Regions from separate parts of the Mus musculus genome. Here region 2 is linked to region 1. The links are chromatin loops, found by intact Hi-C in ENCODE. Cell type or tissue: heart. All regions are shown on one strand.

What was found. Peaks named below come from ENCODE experiments on the same cell type or tissue, not always from the same donor. Only the 100,000 strongest peaks of a DNase experiment are listed, where the experiment ranks them.
Region 2: it touches region 1 in a loop (2.7-fold over the local background); 2 of 42 quality-filtered maps call a loop at or near these places.

The regions. Positions count from the first base shown.
Region 1 is chr14:57,736,818-57,741,817 of GRCm38, forward strand. The region is part of intron 1 of Lats2 (large tumor suppressor 2); the gene reads right to left. It overlaps Gm52140, which reads left to right and starts at 1,770. Exons shown (of 3, transcript XM_030248241.1): 1 at 1,770-1,861. The coding sequence starts at 1,770. In heart, a CTCF peak has its summit at 2,735 (motif pointing left); a DNase peak (open chromatin) is centred at 384; H3K4me3 peaks cover 316 bases; H3K27ac peaks cover 1,328 bases.
Region 2 is chr14:57,907,846-57,912,845 of GRCm38, forward strand. No RefSeq gene overlaps it. Among named protein-coding and RNA genes, the nearest start is that of Zdhhc20, 20 kb to the left of the region's middle. In heart, a CTCF peak has its summit at 2,929 (motif pointing left); DNase peaks (open chromatin) are centred at 756 and 2,846; H3K4me3 peaks cover 655 bases; H3K27ac peaks cover 566 bases.

The DNA.
Region 1 (5,000 bases):
TGGGAGTCAGAAGACATTGGACTCCCTGGAACTGGAGTTATGATTGACTGTGAGACCCATGTAGGTGCTAGGAATGAAACGCTAGTCCTCTAAAAGAGTAGCAAGTTCTCTTAACCTCTGAGCCATCTCTGTAGCCCCTGGTGGCATCTTTTTTTGAGATAAGGCCTTGCTATATAGGCAAGGTAAGCCTGGAACTCACAATCCTCCTGACTCAGCCTCCCCACAGCTTAGATCACAGGCATGGGTCGAATGCCTAGGAAGTCTCAGGCACTGACAGAGTGACTAAGAATCTCACCTTCAGCAATTTACAGTGAAGTGAGGCAGAGGGTAAGTAAGGTAAGCAAATGAGCTGCAGAGGAGAGGCCCCAGAGGAGGGGAATCCAAGCCCAGGATGGGAGGATGGAGGGGAAGGTCAGAGAAACTGAAGAGATAAGGAGTCTGCCTGGGGAGGGGTGGGAGTGGAATTCCAGCTGGAGGAAGAATGCAGTCTCCTCCACAGGGCTTTCAACAGTGAGGCTGAGGCTTTCCTGGAGACTGGGAACAAACCAGAGGCAACAGGACTCCATTAAGAAGGGCCTTTGGCAAATGTGCACAAGCTGGGTAAGAAGCAGGGTCCTGGCCAGGAATCCAGAGGCTGACTAGAGCCAGTGCAGCACTCCTGTCCACAGATGCTGGGGTGGATCAAAGAAGGGCTCCAAGGCCTGGTTACACAAACCAGTGGTCTGGGCTTAAAGGTACAAGTAGCGCCCATAAGAGTCTCAGGCATTTAACCAGACTGTAGCTATCTATTCACACATGCCATAGGGTCATCAGGACAGAGGATAGAAGTTCCTCTTGGAACATTCCTTTGGGAAGGTATGGTCTGTGACAATAAGAGTTTACCACCAAAGGATGTAAGCAGACTATAGAGAGGTCTACTAGCCCTTTCACACAGCTAGGCAAGACCAGGGCTATGAAGAAAGCAGCGATACAAAGTTCTGTTAAACCATATTTCATGTTAAGCCATATTACTTGTGCATCCCAGCGCCAAGGCCTGGTCACAGGGCAACAAAGGAGGCCCTGGTGGCTCAAGCCATCCAAGCTTACCCTGGAATTTGTTCTGAAACAGACGCTGTTTCGGAGGACGCTGGGACAGAGGACTGGGGACCATGGGCAATCTTTTCCTAGTGCATACATCATTAGGCTGACAGCATTCACAAGGAGCTCACATGCTCAGAGTCAATGGCTACATCAGGTGGCATGTCACTACCACCCCTTGCCCAAACCCAATACCTAGGATCAGTGTGGTGGTTTGTATATGCTCAGCCCAGGGAGTGGCACTATTAGAAGGTATGGCCCTATTGGAGTAGTTGTGTCACTGTGGGTGTGGGCTTTTAAGACCCTCATCCTAGCTGCCTGGAAGTCAGTCTTCCACTAGCTGCCTACAGATGAAGAAGAACTCTCAGCTCCTCCTGCACCATGTCTGCCTCGATGCTGCCATGTTCCTGCCTTGCTGATAATGGACTGAACCTCTGAACCTGTAAGCCAACCCCAACTACATGTTGTCCTCATAAGACTTGCCTTGGCCATGGTGTCTGCTCACAGCAGTCAAACCCTGACTAAGACAGCTTGACGGGCTTCTGTCCTTTTCTTGTGGGATTATGAGGCCCCTGGCTTCTCTTTTGCTACCTAGGGCATGATTCTTGCTCACTTGTCCATGACATGGGTGGCAGCAGCCATCACTCATTGCTTGGTACTCTTCTCCTGTGCAGATCTCCAAGCACTAACGCATGGTGGCTTTCAGGTCATGCTGGCACAAGCTCAGGGTCTCTATCGAAAAGGAGGAGGAGGAGGAGGAGGAGGAAGAGGAGGAGGAGACGTGGTGATCGGTCTGCTCCAAGGCCTTGCTTCCCACACCAATGCTTCCCTCCAGTCCTGGCCAGCGCATGGCAGCTGTGAGGAGGGAACCGGGATGCACTTCATTTCATTACACATCAGCTCTTGCCCTGGGCATTTTCCAGGTCTGGTAAGCACAACCCGCCACATACAGCCAACGCTGATACCACGTGCCATAACCTGGTACAGTCGGGCAGGAAGAGTCTAAACCAAAGGGATGGCAGAAACTGGACCAACTTCCAGGGACAGGAAAAAAAAAAAGGAATCGTCTCAGCACATGTCCCAGAAGAGGGTGATCACGCACACTCTGAAGAAAATGTGCACAATACTATCAAGGATGGTGATTGGTTGCTGTCCAGGTCCTCTGAGAGTAGTCCAGAGTCTTCAAATACGCTCAACATTAATGAATGGTTATATTTGTGATATGAATCCCACCCTCATACATGTAGGACTTTGGACCAGTATACAAACTGAACATCTATACAAGGTGTCTCTCTCACTAGGTATTAAAAAATGGCCAGCCTGTGACTGTGCAGCATAAACGTTAAGATGAGAGCAGACAGAATAATCAATTATTTAAGACCTATGTGAAATGTGTTAATGAAAAGTTGATTTAAAAAAAAAAGCCAGGCATGGTGGTGCATGTCTTTAATCCCAACACTAGAGAGGCAGAAATAAGTGGGTCTCTAAATTCAAGGCTATCCTGATCTGAGTGAGTTCTAAGATAGCCAAGAACCTGTTTTGAAAAAAATGGGAAAGCTGGAGATATGGCTCAGCAGTAAAGAGCACCAACTGCTCTTCCAGAGGTCCCGAGTTCAATTTCCAGCAACCACATTTGTAATGGAGTCAGATGCCCTCTTCTGGTGTGTCTGAAGAGAGCAATGGTGTACTCATATACATAAAATAAATAAATAAATCTTTAAAAGAAAAAAAAGAAAGAAAAGTGGGGGGGGACCCCAAAAACTAAAAACCCCTTGGGCTCTAACCCAGGCTAGCATCTAGAAGATAAAGATAAGTGGCCCAGCCTAATTGGAACTGGTGATGTTTTCAAGACAGGGCTATAGTGTATCACAGTGATACACATCTAAGTGTTCACAACAAGTAGGCGCAAAGTTTTAATCAGGGCAGGAGACAAGAACAGGCCCAGATTCAGCATTGAAGCAAAAACTATGCCACAATGAACATGGAAGCAGGTGTGTCCATATGTGCCTCCTTTGTCAGTCAGGGTGGGAGGATGGTCTGAAAAGGAGAAAAGTCCCAGGGAAAATGCCAATCCAGTGGTGTTCCAAGCCCACTGAAGACAGTCCTGCAAGCAGGCACCAGGCTGCACACAGAAGTGACCATGGCCCAACAGCCAGGGCAGAGTAGACTCTGAGATCCCATGCAAGTTAAAAGCACCAGGTCTTTCCTCTCTTCTAAATGGCACAGGCCTATACTCCACTGAGAACAAACTCACTGAGAACTGCTCACTCCCCCTGGACAGCAACCTAAGGGACCAACTGTCACTCCCACACACCTACTCCAGTGCAGTATCTGCCTACAAGATGGACCAGTGGGCTTTTCTGCAAGCTGTCTGAGACAGGCAGAGCACTCTGTTCACCCCCTCTAGGACCTGACATATGGCCACATTCAGCCAGGAGATACCTATTCAAAAGCAGTCCTCCTACATCCTTAGCAGGTACTGTAGAGCACAGAGAACTGGTCTGGGCAGGGAGAGCTCCATCCACAGCAATGCCCTTTCTCTGAGTATGACTCCAATGGCCAAACAAAATACGGCCAGGCATGGTGGCACACTCTTTTAATCCCAGAGGCAGAAACAAGTGTATCTCTCTGTGATTAATCCCAAGGCTAGCCTAGTCCACACAGCAAGTTCCAAACCATCCAGAGATACATTTTGTGACTCTGTCTCAAAAACAAACCAAAATAAAACAAAAACAAACAAGCAAAAAAAAAAAAAAATTGACTAAGGACAGTTCTCACAAGACCACTGCAAAGCCTCCCATGTCCACGCCCTACTGCTCAGTCTTAACACGGAAGTCCCATTACAGGCCACAAGGTAGACAGATGGCCTTAGAGACATGTGTTGAATGAAGTAGCTGCTCACAAAGCACACAGTACCACTCCGCTCACGATGCATACCTAGAGTAAGCAAATCCAGGGACAGAACAGAGACTAATCAGAAGCAAAGAAACAGGAAGTGACGGCCTGATGCCCTGAGGTAATAGACAAATGCTATCTGCCACCGTGACAAGAATACATTTAATGTCATGGAACTAAACTGGACATACTTGCAGACAGACAGACAGACCGACACACACACACACACACACACACACACGAATAATATTTCTCTTTCTAAACCATGGTTCCTAGATGACATTCCTGGCCCTAGACACTGGGACCTAATAGTCAGGCAAAGTCCCACTCTGACTGGAATTTAAACCCCAGGGGTGGCTCACAAACCATCCCACCCCTCTGTCACTCTAACTCAGACACGCAAATGCACAAAGGAGGACTTCCACAGAGCGTCCCGGTGTGTTCTCCAAACACTCCAGTCATAAAACCAGCCAAGGGACTGGCAGTGTGGCTCAGTGTACAGCACCCACCTAGCAAGCTGGAGGCCCTGAGTTCTAGCCATGGCAACTCCTATTGCACAACCCACCCCTCCCCAAACAAACAAACAAAACCAACCCCATGAAGTTGGGTGCATCAGAAGAGCAGGAGTTCAGAATCCTTGGCTACACTGAGTTTATGGTCAGCCTGTGCTATATGAGACTGTGTCTCAAAATATAAACAGTTGACCAGAGCAGAAAAAGTCAAGACCTTTCTGTGTCAGAGTGGAGCTCAGCAGGGGCCTGGAAGGGTCAAGTGCTTTGGTTCTGTCTGCCCTCTCCAGACTCAAGAGCCATTTGAAGCACAGGCTAGGAGGATGCTTCAGTGACACCTCAGAAAGCTACCACCTGGTCTCCTTCAGGGTTTTGATTTTCTCTCCATCTCTCCCCCACATTTTGTAGGAGGTGCTGGTCCTAGAACACCCCAGGTACTGTCTTTTTAAGAGGTTATGTTAAACAGCACCTACTGGTGTCCCTGGTCCTTGACAGACAGAATCATCTAGAAAGAAGCAG
Region 2 (5,000 bases), 170 kb after region 1:
TACTAACCATGCTTCTCTTGTGGGGGCTGAAGGGGCAGTAACTTGGACAGGAGGCAGGGTTCTAGGAGACATGAGAGAACTCCTTCCATCTCATGTAGGTGAATTATCACCACCGGGTCCAGGGGTTCAACATCTAGCCTTGACCGGAAACCAGGTTGTCTGTGCATAGTCCAATGCCCCACAACCACCTTTAAACATCACTCCACTGGGGGCCAAGCTTCAATCATGCATTTTTGGGGATGTCAAATGGCATCCAGACCATAACAAGGTCTTTAAGGGTTTAGTAGGGAAAATACAGATTGTAGAATCAGATATTTGGGTTCAAGTCTCCATTTCATCTTTCATTAACAATGGATGTTGTAGATTTTGTCTATTATCCTCAGACTAGGTTCTGCTACTATATAACGAGTGCCATTTTCATAGCATTTGTTATGGGGATTAAGTGAAATTTTATGCATAATACATGTATATATGGGTAGGCTTGGTATGAAATAAGTAGCTGGGCATGGTGGCATGCACATTTAATCCCAGTACTCAGAAGACAAGAGGCAGGCAGACCCGAGAGTTCAAAGCCTGGTCTACAAGAGTGTGTTCTAGGACAGTTAGGGCTACACAGACCCTCTCAACAAACGAACAAAAACAAAATAAAAAATTCTTTCACACAGAATTCACAGCACCAAGTCTTTAGACTTGCCACACCCTGGTGAATGTTTACAAGTGCTCAGAAGCAGCTGCTGTTGGGTGAAGGAAGAGGAAGGAAATGAACTGTGGCCTTTGTTCTCTGGGTGGCGGTTTGAATGAGAATGGTCCTCAAATGCTCCTGGAACTATTTGGAAATGACTAGGGGGCATGGTCTTATTAAACTAAGTGTGTTGCTAGGGTCTGGCTTTGAGGTTCAAAAGCTAGCCCATTCTGAATGTTTTCTTTCTCCCTTCTTCATGGTTGTGTCTCAAGATGAGAGCTCTCAGCTACTGTTCCAATGCCATGCCTGCCTGCCTGCTGCCGTGCTTCACACCACGGTGGTCATAAGCTCTAACCCTATGGCAGTTTAAGCCCCAAATAAGCGTTTCTCTTTGCAATTTGCCTTGGTGATGGTGTCTTATCACAGAAATAGAAGAGTAACTAAGACAGTCCTCCCTCTAGATAGGCATCTATTTTTATTTCCTGGCTCAGGGTCATTTTATCATACTCCACATTAAGTATTGTAACAGCAGAGCTGGAGAGAGGGCTCATTGGTTAAGGGCACTGGCTGTTCTTCCAGAGGACCTGGGTTCAATTTTCAGCACCCATACTGCAGCTCACAGCTGTCTGTAACTCCAGAATCCAACACAGACGCACACGCAGGCAAAACACCGGTGCACATACAATAAATAAATTAATTTAAAAAGCATAACAGAAAATTTGATTAAAGAAAAAGAAGTGTTTGAAATAGGTATTAGGGAATTTTAACCAGAGAGAGCACTGGAGTAACACAGAGAAATCCCTGCTGGAAGCAACTATCATGTTCACGGCCTGAGCATAAAGGCAAGAGGTTGGAGTTATTGTAGTCTAGAGGCTTGAAGGAACAGTCAGTCCTACGCGATTAGGAAAGGATGCCCAGAGGAAAAGGCTAGTGGGGCTTCGGAGAGCACAAACAATGGAGTTGGTTCTAGGCTTGCCAAAAAAAAAAAAAAAAAAAAAAAAAAAAAAAAAAAGCAGCCAGAGACTGGTACTGCAGGGATGATGCAGGGATGCAGGCCGAGACTGGAGATATCACAGGGCTTGTTTTCCAACCCCAGGCTTGAAGCCTCCCTTGTACTGCTCACTGTGGGCAGAGGTCAGGATGCTGCCAGCCAGCAGGTAAAGGCAACCAGCATCCCCAGGTCGCTGCCTAGCATCATAGAGCCCAGTGTGTATGGAAAAAGGAGGCTGGAACAGTGAGACAATCCCTTTTCCATCTGCAGGATCCTGCAACTTAATTTATACACTGTCTTAATTAGGGTTTCTATTGCTGCAATGAAACACCATGACCAAAAGCAAGCTGGGGAGGAAAGGGTTTATTCAGCTTATACTTCCACACTGCTGTTCGTCACCAAAGGATGTCAGGTTTGGAACTCAGACAGGGCAGGAACCTGGAGGCAGGAGCTGATGCAGAGGCCATGGAGGGTTCTGCTTACTGACTTCTCAGTCTGCTTTCTTATAGAACCCAGGATCACCTGCCCAGGGACAGCACCACACACATGGGCCTGATACTCCTCCATGATCATTAATTGACAAAACACCCTTAAAGCTGGATCTTAAGGAGGCATTTTCTCAATTGCGGCTCCCTTCTTTCAGGTGACTCAAGCTTGTGTCAAGTTAACAGAAGACTAGCCCAGCATACCCTCTCACACTTGAAGTGGTCGCCAAGAATTCAATCATATAATCTACTTATCCCTCTTCATGGTGCTGGATATTTATGTGATTTCCAGATTTTAGTCTCTGAAATGATGCTGTAATGATAGTTGATAAAATTATGACTCAATATATTTGAGGAGAAAATAGTCATAGTTTGTCTTTTTCTGGGCCTTAGAATTAGTGTTTTTCTCACCATCAAATACTTCTCACAAATCCTCTGCAAACCCGAATGCTGTAAGCAAAAAAACGTCATCTCTCACTTCACTCTCGTGGAAGGAGGATCGATTCCACCAAAACAAAGGCACACCGCCATCAGAAAAGCTCTGGTGGTGAAGACTCGGAAGGAACTGCCCCGGGCTTCATTTCCTTCCTCTTCAAATACAGCCCGTCGCCAACCAGCGGGCAGCAGGCGCAGTCTTCTGAATACTCACCAGGGCGTGGCAGTTCATGCTGCCTGCAGTGTTTTCTTTCAGACTGGCCTTTGAGACAGTCCTTGCCTTGCTCCTACCTTCTTCCGTGCGGGTGCCTGGGCATGGTTTTGGGATGCAAGGGCGCCATCTTGTGGGACTTTCGTGTTGAATTCTATTTCTTTGAAAGCGTCCGCACTGAGACTGCGATCACTTTTCTCTTTTTGTCTCAATTATCCTACGGTGCTGACGAGGTTGTACTGTGTCACGCTCTCTCTCTTTTTTTTTCGAGACAGGGTTTCTCTGTATAGCCCTGGCTGTCCTGGAACCCACTCTGCAGACCAGGCTGGCCTCGAACTCAGAAATCCGCCAGAGTGCTGGAATTAAAGGCGTGCGCCACCAACGCCCGGCTGAGGTTGTACTGTCAATTTGAACTCCACATTTTGAGAACATGTATTCTTTCTTATGATGATTCTTAATGTGCCTACATTAAAAAGTAATTTAAATTAAGATTTTATTTATGTATTTATTTTTACTTATTTATGGGTGCGAGGGCCATGTGGAGATTACAAGGCAACTTTTGGGAGTCAAGTTCTTTCTTTCCAATATGTGGGTCCCGAGGACTGAAATCAGGTCATCAGCCTTGACAGCAAGTGCCTTTAGTCACTGAACTATCTCATAGGCTCTTGAAGTTTTATTTATTGGAGACAGGGTTTCTTTATGTAGCCCTGGCTGTCTTGGAGCTCTCTATGTAGGCCAGGATGGCCTTGAACTCAAAGAGATCCATAGTGCACATGTATGTGGCAGTCAGAGGACAACTTGTAGGACCGTATTCTATCCTCCCACCAGGTGGGTTCCAGGGCTTGAACTCAGATGGTCAGGCTTGGTGGCAAGCACCTTTATCTGCTGGGCCACGTCAGTAGCTCTAGTTGCTGATTTACATAAACTGTGGTCGGTCTAGGTCTCACCCCCTGCGTCTTCAGCTTACTACATGGACTTATATTCCTGCTGTTCAGTTCTAACTCAGTGCCATCTTCCTTGGCACAATTTATTTCTTTAGTGGTGGACACTGGTGCAGGCAGTCCTGACAGGAAGCCCTTGGAGCCACCCTCTGACCGTTAGCATGTTTCTCTGGGGACATTTGGCCAGGAGGCAGGCTTGCTCTAAGTTTCCTTAAGATTGTCAGTGTGTAGCCAGCAGACACAGGGATCTTGTTTCCTGAGTCCATGCTAACACTCCTAGATCACATCCTACTTTTTGCCAATCTGGTAAGTATGGGTTGGTGTCTTGTCTTAATTTGTATACTGCTCAGAGCTTTCTTGGGGACTCAGGCCAATCTTTGTGCTCTCTCCCCTCTCAAGGTGAATGCAGTCATCAGCTGCTTCTTCCCTCTTCTCCCTCCTTCTGCTCCTCCCCTCCTTCTGCTCCTCCCCTCCTTCTGCTCCTTCCCCTCTTTCTGTCCCTCCCCCTCCTTCTGCTCCTCCCCTCCTTCTGCTCCTCCCCCTCCTTCTGCTCCTCCCCCTCCTTCTGCTCCTCCCCTCCTTCTGCTCCTCCCCTCCTTCTGCTCCTTCCCCTCTTTCTGTCCCTCCCCCTCCTTCTGCTCCTCCCCTCCTTCTGCTCCTCCCCCTCCTTCTGCTCCTCCCCTCCTTCTGCTCCTCCCCCTCTTTCTGCTCCTCCCCCTCCTTCTACTCCTCCCCTCCTTCTGCTCCTCCCCTCCTTCTGCTCCTTCCCCTCCTTCTGCTCCTCCCCCTCCTTCTGCTCCTCCCCCTTCTTCTGCTCCTCCCCTCCTTCTGCTCCTCCCCTCCTTCTGCTCCTCCCCCTCCTTCTGCTCCTCCCCTCCTTCTGCTCCTCCCCTCCTTCTGCTCCTCCCTCTCCTTCTGCTCTTTCCCCTCCTTCTGCTCCTCCCCTCCTTCTGCTCCTCCCCCTCCTTTTGCTCCTCCCGTTTCTATCCCCCCCCACCATTCCCTCTGCTTCTCCTTGTTTCTCCCCTCCCTTTTCCTTTCCCACATAGAATCTCACTTTTGCCCAGGTGTGCCTCAAACCCTTGAACACAAGTGTATCTTCCCCCCAGCTTCCCACATAGCTGGAGTTATAGAAGCCTCTGACTGTGCCCAGCCTCTTTGCTTGTTTTTCTACCAAGTTGTTACATATTCTAAAGGTCAGTCCCCCAAGAGTGTTTCAGAAATGTTAATTTATCTGGGGAACACTTCCAATAGA